Regions from separate parts of the Homo sapiens genome. Here region 1 is linked to region 2. The links are chromatin loops, found by intact Hi-C in ENCODE. Cell type or tissue: Caco-2. All regions are shown on one strand. Links, peaks and the distances in the headings refer to the core of each region. The heading gives the core; the rest is flanking DNA.

Evidence for each region. Hi-C counts contacts between places; a loop is a spot of excess contacts. Peaks named below come from ENCODE experiments on the same cell type or tissue, not always from the same donor. Only the 100,000 strongest peaks of a DNase experiment are listed, where the experiment ranks them.
Region 1: it touches region 2 in a loop (4-fold over the local background); 9 of 110 quality-filtered maps call a loop at or near these places.

Annotation. Positions count from the first base shown.
Region 1 is chr12:124,881,680-124,890,008 of GRCh38, forward strand. No RefSeq gene overlaps it. Among named protein-coding and RNA genes, the nearest start is that of SCARB1, 22 kb to the left of the region's middle. RefSeq lists enhancers at 2,900-3,587, 2,989-3,038, 6,333-6,442 and a cis regulatory region at 5,441-5,890. In Caco-2, for the core only: no CTCF peak of the experiment used is centred there; DNase peaks (open chromatin) are centred at 3,352 and 3,552.
Region 2 is chr12:124,824,512-124,832,840 of GRCh38, forward strand. All of the region lies in intron 1 of SCARB1 (scavenger receptor class B member 1), which reads right to left. Among named protein-coding and RNA genes, the nearest start is that of SCARB1, 35 kb to the right of the region's middle. RefSeq lists enhancers at 94-815, 816-1,537, 3,606-3,785. In Caco-2, for the core only: no CTCF peak of the experiment used is centred there; DNase peaks (open chromatin) are centred at 3,410, 3,950, 4,280, 5,040 and 1 weaker place; H3K4me3 peaks cover 206 bases.

The sequences.
Region 1 (8,329 bases), core at 190-8,189, 57 kb after region 2:
AGCCCATCTAAAGTAACCCTCTTCTCTGGCACAGTGGCTCACACCTGTAATCCCAGCACTTTAGGAGGCTGAGGTGGGCCGATCACTTAAGTTCAGGAGTTCGAGACCCTCCTGGCCAATATGGTGAAACCCCATCTCTCCTAAAAATACAGAAATTAGCCAGGTGCGGTGTGCACCTGTAATCCCAGCTACTCGGGAGGCTGAGGCAAGAGAATCACCTGAACACGGGAGGCAGAGGTTGCAGTGAGCCGAGGTTGCACCACTGCACTCCAGCCTGGGCGACAGAGTGGGACTCTGTCTCAAAAAAAAAAAAAAGAAAGAAAAGATTAACTGGGCGTGATAGGTGTGTCTGTAGTTCCAGCTGCTCCGGAGGCTGAGGCGGGAGGATTGCTTCAGCCTGGGAGTTCAAGGCTGCAGTGAACCACGATTGTACCACTGCACTCCAGTCTGGCCAACAGAGTGATACCCTGTCTCTAATTAACGAATGCTCTTTATGTCGTCGTCCTGTTCTATATTCATCACACCCTGGCATCATCTGTCCTGATTTTTCACCACTTGTTTCCTCCATGTTTCTGTAGAGAAACACCACGAGGGTGCTGAATCCCCAGCACCAGCACAGGGCCCGGTGCATACAAGGGGCATGATGGTTTGTGGAATGAATGAATGAATGCATGAATGAGGGACCTAACCCCATTGGAGGAAGTCAGGAAAGGCTTGCTGAAGAAGTGGTATCTGAAGTGGCATTGACGGGTGAGAAGGAGTTGGGCTGTGCACCCCGACTTTGGCCAGTGATTAGAACTCCCTGGGGGCCAGCGCTTGTACCCCGCCCTCAGCGGTTTCCCAGGGTCTGGGTCGGGCACAGGGGTTGGTGTGTGTTGAAACTCCCTGTGTGATTCTCATATGCACACTAGGCTGAGAACCGTTCATCATGGGCCTTTGTTCTCCTCCAGGTGTTCTCCAGAGCAGCAGCAGCACCAGGCCACCTGGAAATGTGATAGAAATGCAGGTTCTCAGGCTGGGTGTGGTGGCTCACACCTGTAATCCCAGCACTTTGGGAGGCCAAGGCTGGAAGATAACTTGAGCCCAGGAGTTCGAGGCCAGCCTGGACAACATAGTGAGATCCCATCTCTGCAAAAAAATTTTTTTTTAATTAGCCAGGCACGGTGGCAAGTGCTTCTAGCCCCAGCTACTCAGGTAACTGGGTAGAATTGTGTCCCTCCAAAAAATGATATGTCCAAGTCCTAGGCCCCTGGTCCCTGTGATTGCAGCCTTATTTGGAAATAGGGTCTTTGCAGATGCAATTAAATCAACAGGAGGGCCTGCGGGATTCGGGCGGGGCCTAATCCAATAGGACAGGGGTCCTTATAAGAAGAGGGACATCGGGCCGGTGGAAGGATCTCTTGAGCCTGGGAGGTCGAGGCTGCAGTGAGCCATGTTCACACCACTGCACTCCAGCCTGAGCAACAAAGCAAGAGCCTGTCTAAGAAAGAAAGAGGAAGGAAGGAAGGCAGATTCTGAGTCAAAGAAAGGAAAATTGATTCTGAGTGAAAGGAAGGGAGGGAGGGAGGAAGGAGGAAGGAAGGAAAGGAAGGAAGGAAGGAAGGAAAGAAAGAAAGAAAGAGAAAGGAAGGAAGGAAAGAAGAAAGAAAGAGAAAGGAAGGAAAGAAAGAAAAGAAAGAAAGAGAAAGAAAGAAAGAAAAAAGAAAGAAAGAAAGAGGGAAAGAAAAGGAAGGAAGGAAGCAAGGAAGGAAGGAAAGAAGGAAAGCAGATTCTGAGTTCTCACCCCAGACCTGTGACTCAGACACTGGGGAGTAAGGCCCAGGAATCTGCATTTTCACAAACCCTCCAGGGGCTTCTGACTCACTCTGGAGTGATGGGTGAAGTGGAATCTTCCAGAAGGACAAATGCTTTCAGCCATGTCTGGTGTCAGAGGCAGGAGCTCCCACACTTATGTGCTGCCTGGCTCCTCACCAAGACAGGTGCTAGACTATCTCTGAGACTATCTTTTCCCTTGAGGCAGCTGAGAGCTGGAGCAGCTTCAGATGCCTCCAGATCCTGGGCCCTTGAACTTCAACTCGAACTTGGCTCTAAAGTGTCGCCCTCAGCAAGAGTCAACGCAATTGGGCCCTGGCTCCGTGAGGTGGACAGGGGCCTTGCTCGCTCCTTCTTCCCCAGCCCTGCCCCATGGGGGAGAGAGAGAGGTCGTCAGGTGAGACGGAGTTTGTTTCAGCAATGTGTTTATGAGTCCCAAGAACTTAGGATAAAGTTTCTGAAATACTAGCCTGAGGATGTCCCTCTTTGAGAAAAAGGGAAAAAGGACACCGCGGTTACCCCAGCTTTGTTATTCATGTAACAACGGCAGGGCATTTGAGTTCTTTCTGTTTTCATCCTACTTCCACTCCCACATCTAATCACTAACATTTCTCTTGTTTTGCTGTTTGTTGCTTCCTTTCATTCTCCCCATCTGAGGTGGGTAGAATTGTGTCCCTCCAAAAAATGATATGTCCAAGTCCTAGGCCCCTGGTCCCTGTGATTGCAGCCCTATTTGGAAATAGGGTCTTTGCAGATGCAAATGCAATTAAATCAAGAGGAGGGCCTGAGGGATTCTGGCGGGCCCTAATCCAATAGGACAGGGGTCCTTATGAGAAGAGGGACATCCGGCCGGGCGCGGTAGCTCACGCCTATAATCCCAGCACTTTGAGAGGCCGAGGTGGGCGGATCACCTGAGATCAGGAGTTCGAGACCAGCCTGCCCAACGTGGTGAAACCCCGCCTCTACTAAAAATACAACAAATTAGCTGGGCGTGGTGGTGGGCACCTGTAATCCCAGCTGCTCAGGAGGCTGAGGCAGGAGAATCCATTAGAACCCGGGAGGCGGAGGTTGCAGTGAGCCAAGATCGTGCCACTGCACTCCAGCCTGGGCAACAAGAGCGAAACTGCACCTCAAAAAAAAAAAAAAACAAAAAAGAAGGAGAAGAAGGACATCTTGTCACAGAGGCACATACAAAATGTCATGTGCCATTGAGGCAGAGATTGCAGTGCTGTATCTGCAAGCCAAGAAATGCCGAGGGCTGCTGGCAGCCACCAGAGGTCGAAGGAGGCAAAGAAGGCTTCTCCCCACCCCAGGCTTCAGAGGGCTCTGCTGATGCCTTCGTTTCTGATTTCTGCCCTCCAGAAAGGTAAGAAATGCATTTCTGTTGTTCTGAGCCACCCAGTTGGTGGCACGTTGTCCCGCAGGCCCAAGGGACTTACGTACCCTCTCCACCCTCTTCCTTTAGCCCAGCGAGCATTCTTGCGCTTGAGCAAACAGCAGAACCACCTGGAGGTTTAGTGAAACCCAGATGGCTGGCCCCGCCCCTGGAGTGCCTGATTCAGTAGGTCTGGGTGGGCCTGATAACTGCATTTTCAGCAAGTTTCCTGAACACGCTGGTGCTGCTGGTCTGGGGACCACACTTTGAGAACTGCTGATCCAGATCACACCATCTCCTGCCTGGATGACAGCTCCAATCCCCTAACTGGCCGGAACCCTCTCCCCTCCTCCCTTCCCCCTCCACCGGCAGGCAGGCTGAGCTTCCTAAAACACCTAGGAAATTGTCATTCCCCAGTGTAGAATCTCCAGGGGCCTCTCACGGTCTGCAGGACAAAGTCCAAACACCTTCGCAGGCCACTGCAATTGCCTGGTCTCAGCTGAGGTGCTCAACACAGACTCCCCACCCACCCCCAGGCACAGGAAGGAAGGGAGAAAGAGATGCTTTCAAGAATTGTTTTTGTTTTATCAAATAATTGTGAATAGACATAGTGTTAGTTTGCTAGGGTTGCCATGCAAAGCACCACAAACCGGGCCGCTTAAAGCAACAGAAAGCTGGGCGCAGTGGCTCATACCTGCAATCCCAGGTCTTGGGGAGGCCGAGGCAGAAGGATCACTTGAGTCCAGGAGTTCGAGAGCAGCCTGGGCAACATGGCGAAACCTTGTCTCTACAAAAAAATACAAAAATTACCTGGGTGTGGTGGTGCCTGGCTGTACTCCCAGCTACTTGGGAGGCTGAGGTGGGAGGATTATCTGAACCCAGGGAAGTTGAGGCTGCAGTGAGCCGAGATTGTGCCAGTGCATTCCAGCCTGGGTGACAGAGTGAGACCCTATCTCAAAAAAATACAAATATATGAATAAACAGAAAGTTTACTCTCTGGAAGTTCTGGAGGCTGGAAGTCTGAGATGGGGATGTCTGCAGGGCCACACTCCCTCTGAAGGCTCCGAGGCTCCTTCCTCACCTCTTCCAGCTTCCAAGGGGCTGGCTGGCAATCCTTGGAGCTCCTTGGCTTACAGATGCCTCTGCAGTCATGGGGCCATCATGACACCATCTTTCCCTGTACATCTGTGTTGACAAGATGGCTCTGCTCTTACAAGGACACCAGTACTGTTGGATTAGGGGCCCAACCTACTCCAGCAGGATGTCACCTTAACTCATCTGCAATGACCCTACTTCCAAATGAAGTCACATTCTGAGGCGTCAGAGGATGGGGCTTCAGCATATCTTTTTGGGGAACACAATTCAACCCATGACAGATTTTATTTTTCTTTTGAGACAGGGTCTGGCTCTGTCACCCAGGCTGGAGTGCGGTGGCACAATCGCAGCTGACTGCAGCCTTGACCTCCTGGGCTCCAGCAATCCTCCCGCCTCAGCCTCCCGAGTAGCTGGGACCACAGGGATGCACATCGTGCCCAGCATTTTTTTTTTTTTTTTTTTTTTTGAGATGGAGTCTTGCTCTGTCGCCCAGGCTGGAGTGCAATGGCGCGATCTCAGCTCACTGCAACCTCTGCCTCCTGGGTTCAAGTGATTCTGCTGTCTCGGCCTCCTGAGTAGCTGGGATTACAGGTACACACCACTACACCCAGCTAATTTTTGGTATTTTTAGTAGAGATGGGGTTTCACCATGTTGGCCAGGCTGGTCTCAAACTCCCCACCTCAGGTGATCCACCCGCCTCGGCCTCCCAAAGCGCTGGGATTATAGGCGTGAGCCACCGTGCCTGGCCTATTTTTTTATTATTACTTGTAGAGACAGGGTCTCCCTATGTTGCCCAGGCTGGTCTCCAACTCCTGGGCTCAAGTCATCCTCCCACCTCAGCCTCCCAAAGTGCAGGGATTATAGGTATGTGCCACTGCACCCGGCCCCATGGCAGATATTGATCATAATAATAGCTGATATTCATTAAGACTGAACTTCATGCACGGCAGTGTTCTAACTGTTTTACATTTTAGCTCATTGAATCCCACATTCACCTCTGGAGTCAAAACCAATATTATGTCTACTTTTCAGATGAGGAAACTGAGGCATAGAGAAATAAAGTAACTTGTTCAAGGTCACACAGGGACACAGCGGGGGAGTAACCAGGCCCGAATTTGAACCTGAGTTGTCAGATGCTGGAGTCTGAGCTTCACAAAATCCAAGTGAAACAGAAAGAACAGAAAGGTCTATTAGATGAAAACAAGGCCCTCCCTCACCCCCGACACCTGTACTCCTCTTGCAAAGTTTGGAAAACATTTGGTAATTAATGTTCTGCAAAAGCAAAGAGTAGAGAGTACAAGATCATCAAAGCACTGTCAGACCGTCAGACTGGCTTTTACCCACCTCACTGCGCAGTGGGAGGGTTATTTTGAATTCCAGCGGAGCAGCGGGGGCCCTTCCTTATCTTCGGGGGATAAGCTCCAGGATCCCTAGCGGATGCCTGAGACCTGAGATAGCACTGAACCCGGTATAGACTGTTTTTCCCCATGATAAAATTTAATTTATAATTCAGGCACAGTCAGAGATTAACAACAATAACTAGTAATAAAATAGGCCATGCGCAGTAGCTCACGCCTGTAATCCCAACACTTTGGGAGGCCAAGGCAGGCAGATCACTTGAGGCCAGGAGTTCAACATCAGCCTGGCCAACATAGCAAAACCCTGTCTCTACTAAAAATACAAAAATTAGCTGGGTTTAGTGACACATGTACTCGGGAATAGCTTGAACCCAGGAGGCAGAGATTACAGTGAGCTGAGATCATGCCACTGCACTCCAGCCTGGGCAACAGAGCGAGACTCTGTCTCAAAATAAATAAATAAATAAAACCAAGTAAAAAATTGAAATATATATATATATAGTATGTGTGTGTGTGTGTGTATATATATATATATAATTTTTTTTAGAGATGGGGCCTCGCTCTGCCACCCAGGCTGGAGTGCAATGGTGCGATCATAGCTCACTGCAGCCTCTACATCCTGGGCTCAAGCGATCCTCTCACTTCAGCCTTCGGAGTAGCTAGGACGGGACTACAGGTGCATGCCACCATGCCTGGCTGATTTTTTTTTTTTTAAGACAGAGTCTCGCTCTGTCACCCAGGCTAGAGTGCAGTGGAGCGATCTCTGTTCACTGCAACCTCCGCCTCCTGGGTTCAAGCAATCCTCGTGCCTCAATCTCCCAAGTAGCTGGGATTACAGGTGCCTGCTACCACACCGGCTAATATTTCTTTGTATTCTTAGAGACAGGGTTTCACCATGTTGGCCAGGCTGGTCTCAAACTCCTGGCCTCAAGTGATCTACCTACCTTGGCCTCCCAAAGCGCTGAGATTACAGGTGTGAGCTATCATGCCTGCTCTGAGTTTTAAAAAATTTTTGTTGAGATGGGATTTTGCTGTGTTTACCAGGCTGGCCTTGAATTCCTGGCCTGAAGCAATCCTCCCACCTCAGCCTGCCAAAGTGCTGGGATTACTGGCAGGAGCCACAGTGCCTGGCCCCCTCGTTATTTTTTATTTCTAGAATTTTCCTGGCAATTTTCCTTCATTCACATCCTTTGATGAACTTTGGCACCATTTTCTCAAATCTCCCAAAATTTTGTGTTAGTATTTTAACTGGGATTGTATGGATTTCTAGTTAAATTTAGCAAGCTCTTGGCATCTTTCCAAAGCTGATTCTTCCTCTCAAAGAACAAAGATTGTCTTCCCATGAATGCAAGTCTCTTTTTATATTACAACAATAGTAGAATTTTTTTAAAGCTTTTTATGTTTGTATCCTCCACATTTCTTGGGAAGTTTGCTGTTAAATATTTCATCAGTACAGTTGCTATTGTAAACAAGACCTTTTCTTTCATTAGAAGTAAAGTGGCTGGGCGTGCTGGCTCACGCCTGTAATCCTAGCATTTTGGGAGGCCGAGGTGAGCAGATCATGAGGTCAAGAGATCGAGACCATCCTGGCCAACGTGGCGAAACCCCGTCTCTACTAAAAATACAAAAATTAGCCGGGTGTGGTGGTGCACACCTGTAATCCCAGCTACTTGGAAGCTGAGACAGGAGAATCACTTGAACTCGGGAGGCAGAGGTTGCGGTGAGCCGAGATTGTGCCTCTGCACTGCAGCCTGGGCAACAGAGCAAGACTCAGTCTCAAAAAAAAAAAAAAAAAGTAAAAATCAAAGTTGTATAAAAAGGGCCAGGCGCGGTGGCTCACGCCTGTAATCCCAGCACTTTGGGAGGCCGAGGCGAGTGGATCACGAGGTCAAGAGATCAAGGTTGTAGTGAGTCGACGTCGCACTCCACTCCAAGCACCACTGCACTCCAGCCTGGCGACACAGCGAGATTCCATCTCAAATAAATAAATAAATAAAGTTAGATTTATAAAGTCGGGTCCAAAGATTGATTCCACAGATTTGGGATGAGCCCCTGAGAAAGCTGCATTTTCAACTAATCCATGCCCCAGCCAATCCTAAGGCAAGCTAATGTCCAAGAACCATTCTCACTGCCTACTACTGTCTGGCAGGGGCTGGGATATCATGGGAGACAAAAAGGCACAGTTCCTATTCTCAAAGAACTTCTATTTCAGTGCAAACCACTGTTTAAAAAAGTAAAAATCGGCCGGGCATGGTGGCTCATGCCTGTAATCCCAGCACTTCAAGAGGCCAAGGCGGGCAAATCACCTGAGGTCAAGAGTTCGAGACCAGCCTGGCCAACATGGCGAAACCCTGTCTCTACTAAATACAAAAATTAGCTGGGCATGGTGGCGGGCACCTGTAGTCCCAGCTACTTGGGAGGCTGAGACAGGAGAATCACTTGAACCTGGGAGGTGGAGGTTGCAGTGAGCCGAGATCACACCACTACACTCCAGCCTGGGTGACAGAGCAAGACTCTGTCTCAAAAAAAAAAAAAACAAAGTTGTATAAAAAGGTGAAAGCCACCTGTGTTAGGGTATACGTTAAGCTGCTAAGAGACCTCAAAATACAGTGACTCTAACAAATTAGAAACGTATTCCTCTCTCCCTTAACATCGCAGAGATGGCTGCTAGTCCAAGAAGGCAGGAGA
Region 2 (8,329 bases), core at 205-8,204:
TTGGTGAATTTTACGTTAACTGGATCTTAATCACAATTTCAAAAAGAAAGATTAACTCCAAATTAAAATGAGATATCATTTCCCAGTAGATGAGCAAAAATTAGGACATCCAAGAAAACAACTACAGGCAAAGATGTTTGGAAACAGGACCGCTGTGCACAGCGGGGGTCAGGCCACTGGGGAGTCGGGACAGTTTCTAATCGGGTCAGGTGTGAGCAAAGCCCCATGGTCTGTGGGTTCCCTGTTCAGACATGGTGCAGAGCACCAGCTTCCCAGCTCCTGCCAGGCTAGGGCCACGACCTGCACACCCACCAGAAGCCTCATGAGGGAATACGCACCTTCCCAGCATGATGCAACTTACGTTATGACTCCATTATTCGCCCCTCTGGTATTCTATCCTATTCCATTCTGTTTTTAAAATGCTGATCCCAGGCCAGGTGCAGTGGCTCACGCCTGTAATCCCAGCACTTTGGGAGGCTGGGGCGGGCAAATCATGAGGTCAGGAGATCGAGATCATCCTGGCCAACACAGTGAAACCCTGTCTCTACTAACAATACAAAAAAATTAGCCAGGCGTGGTGGCAGATGCCTGTAGTCCCAGCTACTCGGGTGGCTGAGGCAGGAGAATCGCTTGAATCCAGGAGGCGGAGGTTGCAGCGAGCCAAAATTGCGCCACTGCACTCCAGCCTGGGCAACAGAGCGAGACTCCATCTCAAAAAAAAAAAAAAAAAAAAAAAGCTGATCCCCACCCACCCCACTTATTTCACAACCCACAATCTGATCACATCTGACAGTTTGAAAACTCTGCCCTAGAAAGATTCTCCTAAGTGTGCAAGAAAGCGCCAGAAGAATTGTCAGACCTCAAAAAAAGAACAGAGGGCCAGGCACGGGGGCTCACGCCTGTGATCCCAACACTTTGGGAGGCCGAGGCGGGTGGATCACTTGAGGTCAGGAGTTCCAGACCAGCCGGGCCAACATGGTGCAACCCCGTCTCTACTAAAACTACAAAAATTACCCAAGCACGGTGACATGCACCTGTAGTCCCAGCTACTCGGGAGGCTGAGGTGGGAGAATCGCTTGAGCCCAGGAGGCGGAGGTTGCAGTGAGCCGAGATCACACCATTGCACTCCAACCTGGGTGACAGAGCGAGACCCTGCCTTGAAAAACAACAGAGAGCCCAGCCAGGTTCTCAGTCAAAGATAAGCTGGGCTTCTGCACACGGTGGCTGCACAGTGAGTAAACGCCATCGACTTGCAGATATCTCAAAGGCAGAATCTTGACAGAAGGACAAATACTGCAGGACAAATACTTCCAGATTTGTCTTTTAGAGGTGAGGAATCTGAAGACATTGAATACACAGAGAGTTGAATGGTGCTTACGGGGCGGAGGCTGGGGAGGTGGGGAGATGCAGGTCACAGGGCGCAAAGCTGCAGTCATGTGGGATGGGTGGTCTGGAGGTTGCATGCACAACACGAGGACTGTGATTAATACTGTACTGTATACTGGAAGCAGATTTCAGGTGCTCTCACCACTAAAAACAAAGAGGTGGCCGGGACTCATGCCTGTAATCCCAGCACTTTGGGAGGCCGAGGTGGGAGGATCGCTTGAGGTCAGGAGTTTGAGAACAACCTGGGCAACATAGGGAGCCCATCTCTATAAAAAATACAAAAATTAGCCAGGCACAGTGGCGCGCACCTATGGTCCCAGCTACTCAGGAGGCTTAAGTGGGAGGATCACTTGAGCCTGAGAGTTCAAGGCTGCAGTGAACCGTGATCACCCCACTGCACTCTAGCCTGGGTGACAGAGCGAGACCCTGTCTCAAAAAAAAAAAAAAAAAAAGAGGTGACTATATGAGGAGATACATATGTTAATCTGCTTAACTGTAGTAATCATTTCACTATGTGTGTGTATATAGCAAAACAGCATTTGGATGCCTTAAATATACATAATTTTTATTATTTATTTATTTTGAAACAGAGTCTCGCTCAGTTGCCCAGGCTGGAAAGCCTTGACTTCCCGATCTCCCCAGATCAAGCAATCCTCTCACCTCAGCCTCCTGAGTAGCTGGGACTACAAGGCACATACCACCACGCCCGGCTATTTTTTTATTTTTTTATTTTTTTGCTTTTAGTAGAGACAAGGTCTCACTATGTTGCCCAGGCTGGTCTTGAACTCCTGAGCTCAAGAGATCCACTCGCTTCAGCCTCCCAAAGTGCTGGGATTATAGGTGTCAGCCACTGCACCTGGCCTCAATTTTTATTTTTAAAGAAAAAAAAATCTTGAGTGAAGAAAAGGCTAAAGAAAGAAACAATTGACATGGGCCTCTTGATGTGAATTTTCCAAACACATGAAATAATACTCTATATTCTTTCTGAAGACAAACCCATGTGGAAATGTAGAAAAACATTCAGGGAAATGATACCTGCAAACAATCTCAGGAGAGGGCTGGGGGCTGGGGATGTGGGGAAAGCTTTAACTGTCATTGTGAACATGTTATTTCTTGAAAATAACATACGAGCCACCGTCCGAACATTGGCCTACAAGCCCCTCTGCCTGGTCTGGCCCCTGTGTTCTCTCTGGCCCCACATCCAACTGTAGCAGGACAAGTCACAGACAAAACTCCTCAGACACCGGATTAAAGAAGGAAGAGGTTTTTATTCGGCCGGGAGCATCGGCAGACTCGCGTCTTAAGAGCCGAGCTCCCCGAAAAAGAAATTCCTAGCCCTTTTAAGGGCTTACAACTCTAAGGGGTCCATGTGAAAGGGTCATAATAGATCGAGTAAGTGTGAGGAACGTGACTGGGGGCTACATACATCAGCTAACAGAACAAAAAGTTTTACAGTGCTTTCTCATACAACGTCTGGAATTTACAGATAACACCAGTAGTTTTGGTCAGGGGTTAATATTATTATTATTATTATTATTTTAACCACCAGGGCCAGGTGGTGGCGCCAAGGTCGTCTAGCTATTTATCTTACTTCTGTTTCTTTCCATCTTTTTGCTTTCTCCCTTTTCTCCTGTCTTATAAACTAGGGAAAAGGGGAGGCTGGGGAGAAGCTGGGAAGGACAACAGCAGAAGCGGTGGTCTCATTCCACAACCACTGTCTGTTACTCAGCCCAGCCCCACAGCCTCCTTGCTATCCTGTCCAAGAGGCCACGCTCCTGCCCCAGGGCCTTTGCACCCACTGCTTCCTCCTAAACACGTGGTCAAATCCCTCACCCCTTCGAATCTCTGCTTACATGCCCCCTTCTCAGAAGGCTCATCCAACCTGCCCCTAAAACTCCTGACCTCCCGACCTGCCGTGTTGTTTCCATGCTGCTTGTGGCCTTCGAGCACACGGTATAATTAGCTTATCAGGTTTATTGCTGTCCATCTGTATCACCTGCCTGGCCATAAACCCACAAGGGCAAGATCCTCAGCTGCTTTGTTTGGCGATGTGTCTGTCCTCAGGGCCTGGGACAGCTCTTGGCACCTTGCAGGAGCTCTGTAAATATTTTCTGGGTGAATGAGCAAAAGTGAGACCTGAAACCATATAATCAACGTGGAAATGTCTAGCGGGTGGTAACGCTAGTCCTCCTTTGTGTGTTTTAAACAGCTCATACTTAAGAAGGGATTTTTTTTTTTTTAAATACACAGAGAGTACCGCCTGTTTAGGCCGGGGCAACAACTCGGTAAATGTGTGATGGATGAGATGAAGATTTCATAGACATTAATTTTTAGCATTCTCTTCCTACCACCCACAGCACTCTCCCCTGCACCTGGAGAGGCCCCTGACCTCCAAACCTAACACCCCGCTCGCCCAGGTGCCACCTCCTCCATGAAGCCCACTGGAACGACCTCGGCCTACAGTGAGGCTGCTCTGACCTCATTGGGATTGCAGTTCATGCCCTGTACAATCATCCGCCCCATGCTAGATGCTATGCTAGGAATTTAAAGACACAGGGATGAACACGATGGGGCCCCTGCCCTGAGACGCCCCTGCCCTCAGACACCAGGGGAGCAGAATCGTCTGGACGATCTGCCCGGCCCTGTTCAGGTAGCGAAACACTTCCACCTACTTCACCTCTTAAATTCTCAATGGCTCATCTCATCGAAGCAGACACTGAGGCTCCAAAGCCAAATGCCTGACCAAGGTCACAGGAGCAGGGAGAGACAGAGCCCCAGGCTCCGTATCCACGTCTAGGCCTGTGCCCTCACGCTTCTCTCCTAGGCCATCCCCGCTGGGCTCCTTGCACGGGAGCTTCACAAATGAATCATTAACTTGACCTGGCCACTGAATTGCAAGGTCTAATTCCTCCTCCTATGAGAAGAGAAAACAGGCTTCCAAGAAACACACCTCTGACCAAATGAGCCAAGAAGCCAATTTGCCCAGACGAAGCCTAGTTCTGGGACAAGGCCAGGCCCTGCCCACTCTGGACCAGCAGTCAGTGGCTGACTACACTCTCAATCCCAGGGCTCCAGGCATCCCCAGCTCCATGGGGCCTTAAGATGCAGGAACAACTACGACACAGGCTAATCCAATCTGGGACTTGGGAACACCACACCCTTGGCTCATGTTCCAACTTCTTTTGATTTTTAAAGGACTAAGGTAAGAAGACTAAAATAAAAGGTTTTTACAAGAAACCCACGCTTGTAAGTTGCTTAAGCGAAGAGGTTGAGTCATTCCTGAGTCCTCCATTTTCCTCCCACCTAGCACCCTCCATCAGCAAGGCTGGGCTGCTCTCGCTTTAAAGCATGCCTCAAATCCATCCACTTCTCTCCAACACCATCCTGGCCCCCATCCTGGCTTGTATGGATGGGTGCCGTAGTTTCCCCGCTGTTTTCCTGCCTCTGCTCTTGCCCCCCGCCCCGTTCTCCCCACAGAATCCAAGTTATCCTTTTAAGATTAAAGTCAGAGCATGTCATTCTGCTCAAACCTCCCCCATGCCTCCCTATTTATCTCAGAATAGAATCTAAATTCCTGACAGTGACCTATGAGGTCTTGCACAACCCAGCTCCCTATAGTCACTCCAGTCTCCTCCCCCATTCCTATCTGCCTCGCTCACTCTGCTCCAGCCACACTGGCCTTGCTGTGCTCCTGAGCCACCAGGCAAGTTTCTGCCACAGGGCCTTTGCACTGACTCTTTGCTCCTCCAGGGGCAATCTTTCCCCTGATGCCCACAAAAGTGAGCCCCTCACTTCTCAAGTCTAAAGTCACTTTCTCCGTGAGACCTTCCCTGAGCAATTTTCAATCCCTTAACCATCTCTATTGAGCCCCACTGTATGGCAGGCTCTGCTCTAGGCCTGGGCACTTCAATAGTGAACAAAATGGATGAAAATACCATTCTTCCTAAAGCAGCCCTTCCCCCATCACATTATATTCATCACCCTGTTTTATCTCCCTGACATTATCAATATCTGAAATTTCTATGTAGTTGTTGATAAGTCCCCCTTCCTGCTGCCCGGAATTCAGTCACAATGGATGGAGCTAGAGCAGCCATCTTGGATCATGAGGCACCCTTAAGAATGAAAGCCACACATGAAGAAGGGCGGAGCAGAATAGGAGATAGGAGAAAGGATTCCTGTGACTTCCTGGAGCCACCCACCAGCCCTGGGTGGCTTAGTCATCAGAGAAATGTCCACTGGACTCACAGTGAGATCCCATGCCATACACCAGAATGGCTACAATGAAAAAGACTGACAATAACAAGTGCTGGTGAGGATGTGGAGCAGCCAGAGTGCTCACACATTGCTGGTGGAAGTGCATTAGTGCAGTCACTGTGGAATATACTTTTTCTACCAAAGCTGGACGTTCACCCTACAATATAGCAATCCCACCCCCAGTATTTGTCCCAGAAAAATGAAAGCATGCACCCACACAAAGATTATCCACAAATGCTCATAGCAGCCGTACCCATAACAGCCCAAAACTGGAAACAACACAAATGTCTACAAGCAAGTGAATGCATGACAAATGGGGACACACTCATACCATGGAATGCTACCCAGAGACAAAAGGGAATGACCAATTGAGACACACAATGACAGGGTAAATCACACACAGGGACCACGTGCATGAGTCCATATAAGTGACGTCCCGGGGAATGGCAAAACCAATCCATGGGGATAGAGGTGGGGGCAGCAGGACCTCAGGGGTGGATACTGACAGGGAGGGGTGCGGGGGAGGCGTTTACACTTGGTATAGGGGGTCATTACAAGCGTGCATACCTAGGTGAAAATCCATCAACCTCTAACCGAAATTGTGCACTTTTCTTAATGCATTTGATACTTCAATTTTTAAAAAGAAAAAAATTAAAGCAAAAAAAATTTTTTCTTTTTTCAGACAGAGTCTCACTCTGTCGCCCAGGCTGGAGTGCAGTGGTGTGATCTCAGCTCACTGCAACCTCCACCTCCCAGGTTCAAGCAATTCTCCTGCCTCAGCCTCCAGAATAGCTGGGACTACAGGCATACGCCACCATGCCCAGCTGATTTTTTTTTTTTTTTAGACGGAGTTTTGCTCTGTCACCCAGGCTGGAGTGCAGTGGCGCGATCTCGGCTCACTGCAACCTCTGCCTCCCGGGTTCAAGCAATTCTCCTGCCTCAGCCCCCCAAGTAGCTGGGATTACAGATGCCCGCCACCACACCTGGCTAATTTTTGTATTTTTTTAAGTAGAGACGGGGTTTTGCCAAATTGGCCAGGCTGGTCTCAAACTCCTGACCTCAGGTGATCTGCCTGCCTCGGCCTCCCAAAGTGCTAGGATTACAGGCATGAGCCACCGCGCCTGGACTGATTTTTGTATTTTTGACAGAAATGGGGTTTTACCATGTCGGCCAGGCTGAGGTCTCCAACTCCTGACCTCAGGTGATCGGCCCACCTTGGCCTCCCAAAGTGCTGGGATTACAGACGTGAGCCACTGCGCCTGGCCTAAAGCAAAAAATTATTGATCCAGGGTTGGGTACTCTTCAGATGTTCAATACACCCTCAAGTGGTGTCGCTAATAAGAGAGCACCTACAGCCACCAAGGCCCAATCAGGGTCCCAGTGCCCCGTCAAATCTGATTTCTGAAGCAGAGCAGCGAGGCCAGCCAGGAGACCACCAGGGGCCCTGGAGAGACGTGAGAGGTCTGGGGTCCCCTCTTTACCAGCAAAGGGGCTCTGTCCACTCCCTGTCCCCTCAACCCCCTGCCCATCCTCCACCTACCAGCAGGCGCCTGATACAACTTCCTGTGCCTGTTTCTTTACCTGTAACAAGGAATAAAGAATAGGACCCATGCAGCAGGGACAGGTCATGTTGACATAATGTGCTGGGAACAGCCCTTCGTCACTGCGATCTTCCTTCCAAAACCCGGAACTAGGGCCTAATCAATAGAAGAACAACAGACAAATCCCAGCAGAGGGGCGTCCTGCAAAATTCCTAGCCGGTGCTCAGGAACGCAATCCAGGTCATCCAAAGCCAGGAAAGTCTGAGAACCCACAGAGACCAGAGGATCCTAAGGCAACGTGAGGGACAAACGCAATGTGGGGCCCTGGATTGGGTCCTGGGACAGAAAATGATACGAAGGAGAAACGAAGGAAACGTGAATCCTGTCTGGATGTTAGTTATTACTGATGTATCAACACTGGTTCATTCATAGCAACAAATGTATCCCATTCCTTTAAGATGTTAATAGCAGGGGACACTGGCTGTGGGATATGTGGGAACTCAGCACTATCTTCCCAATTTTTCTGAAAGTTGAACTGTTCTAGGCCGGGCGCGGTGGCTCACACCTGTGGAATCCTAGCACTTTGGGAGGCCAAGGCAGGTGGATCACTTGAGGTCAGGAGTTGGAGACTAGCCTGGCCAACATAGTGAAATCCCGACTCTACTAAAAGTACAAAAATTAGCCAGGTGTGGTGTCAGGCACCTGTGGTCCCAGCTACTTGGGAGGCTGAGGAAGGAGAATCACTTGAACCTGGAAGGCAGAGGTTCTAGTGAGCCGAGATTGTGCCACTGCACTCCAGCCTGGGCGACAGAGTGAGACTTGGTCTCAAAAAAAAAAAAACTGTTCTAAAACAGAAAGTTATTTTAAAACAAGCAGGCTCTGTCGCGGCAATACAGGGAGGGCCAAATCAGTGCCTCACCGAATCATATTACAGCTTCAAGCAAAAGGAAAAAATGTGCACCCCATATTTATACTTTTTCCAGAACATTAAGGTCTTTTTGTAAAAACACTGACAATTTCAAAAGTTCACATATTAACACAACATTATTTTAAGTTTAAATATTTTATTTAAGCCCACCCAAACCAGATTATACTATCATGTTAATGACCTGGCTTTAATGGAAGCATTTTCATTGTATTAGCTTCCC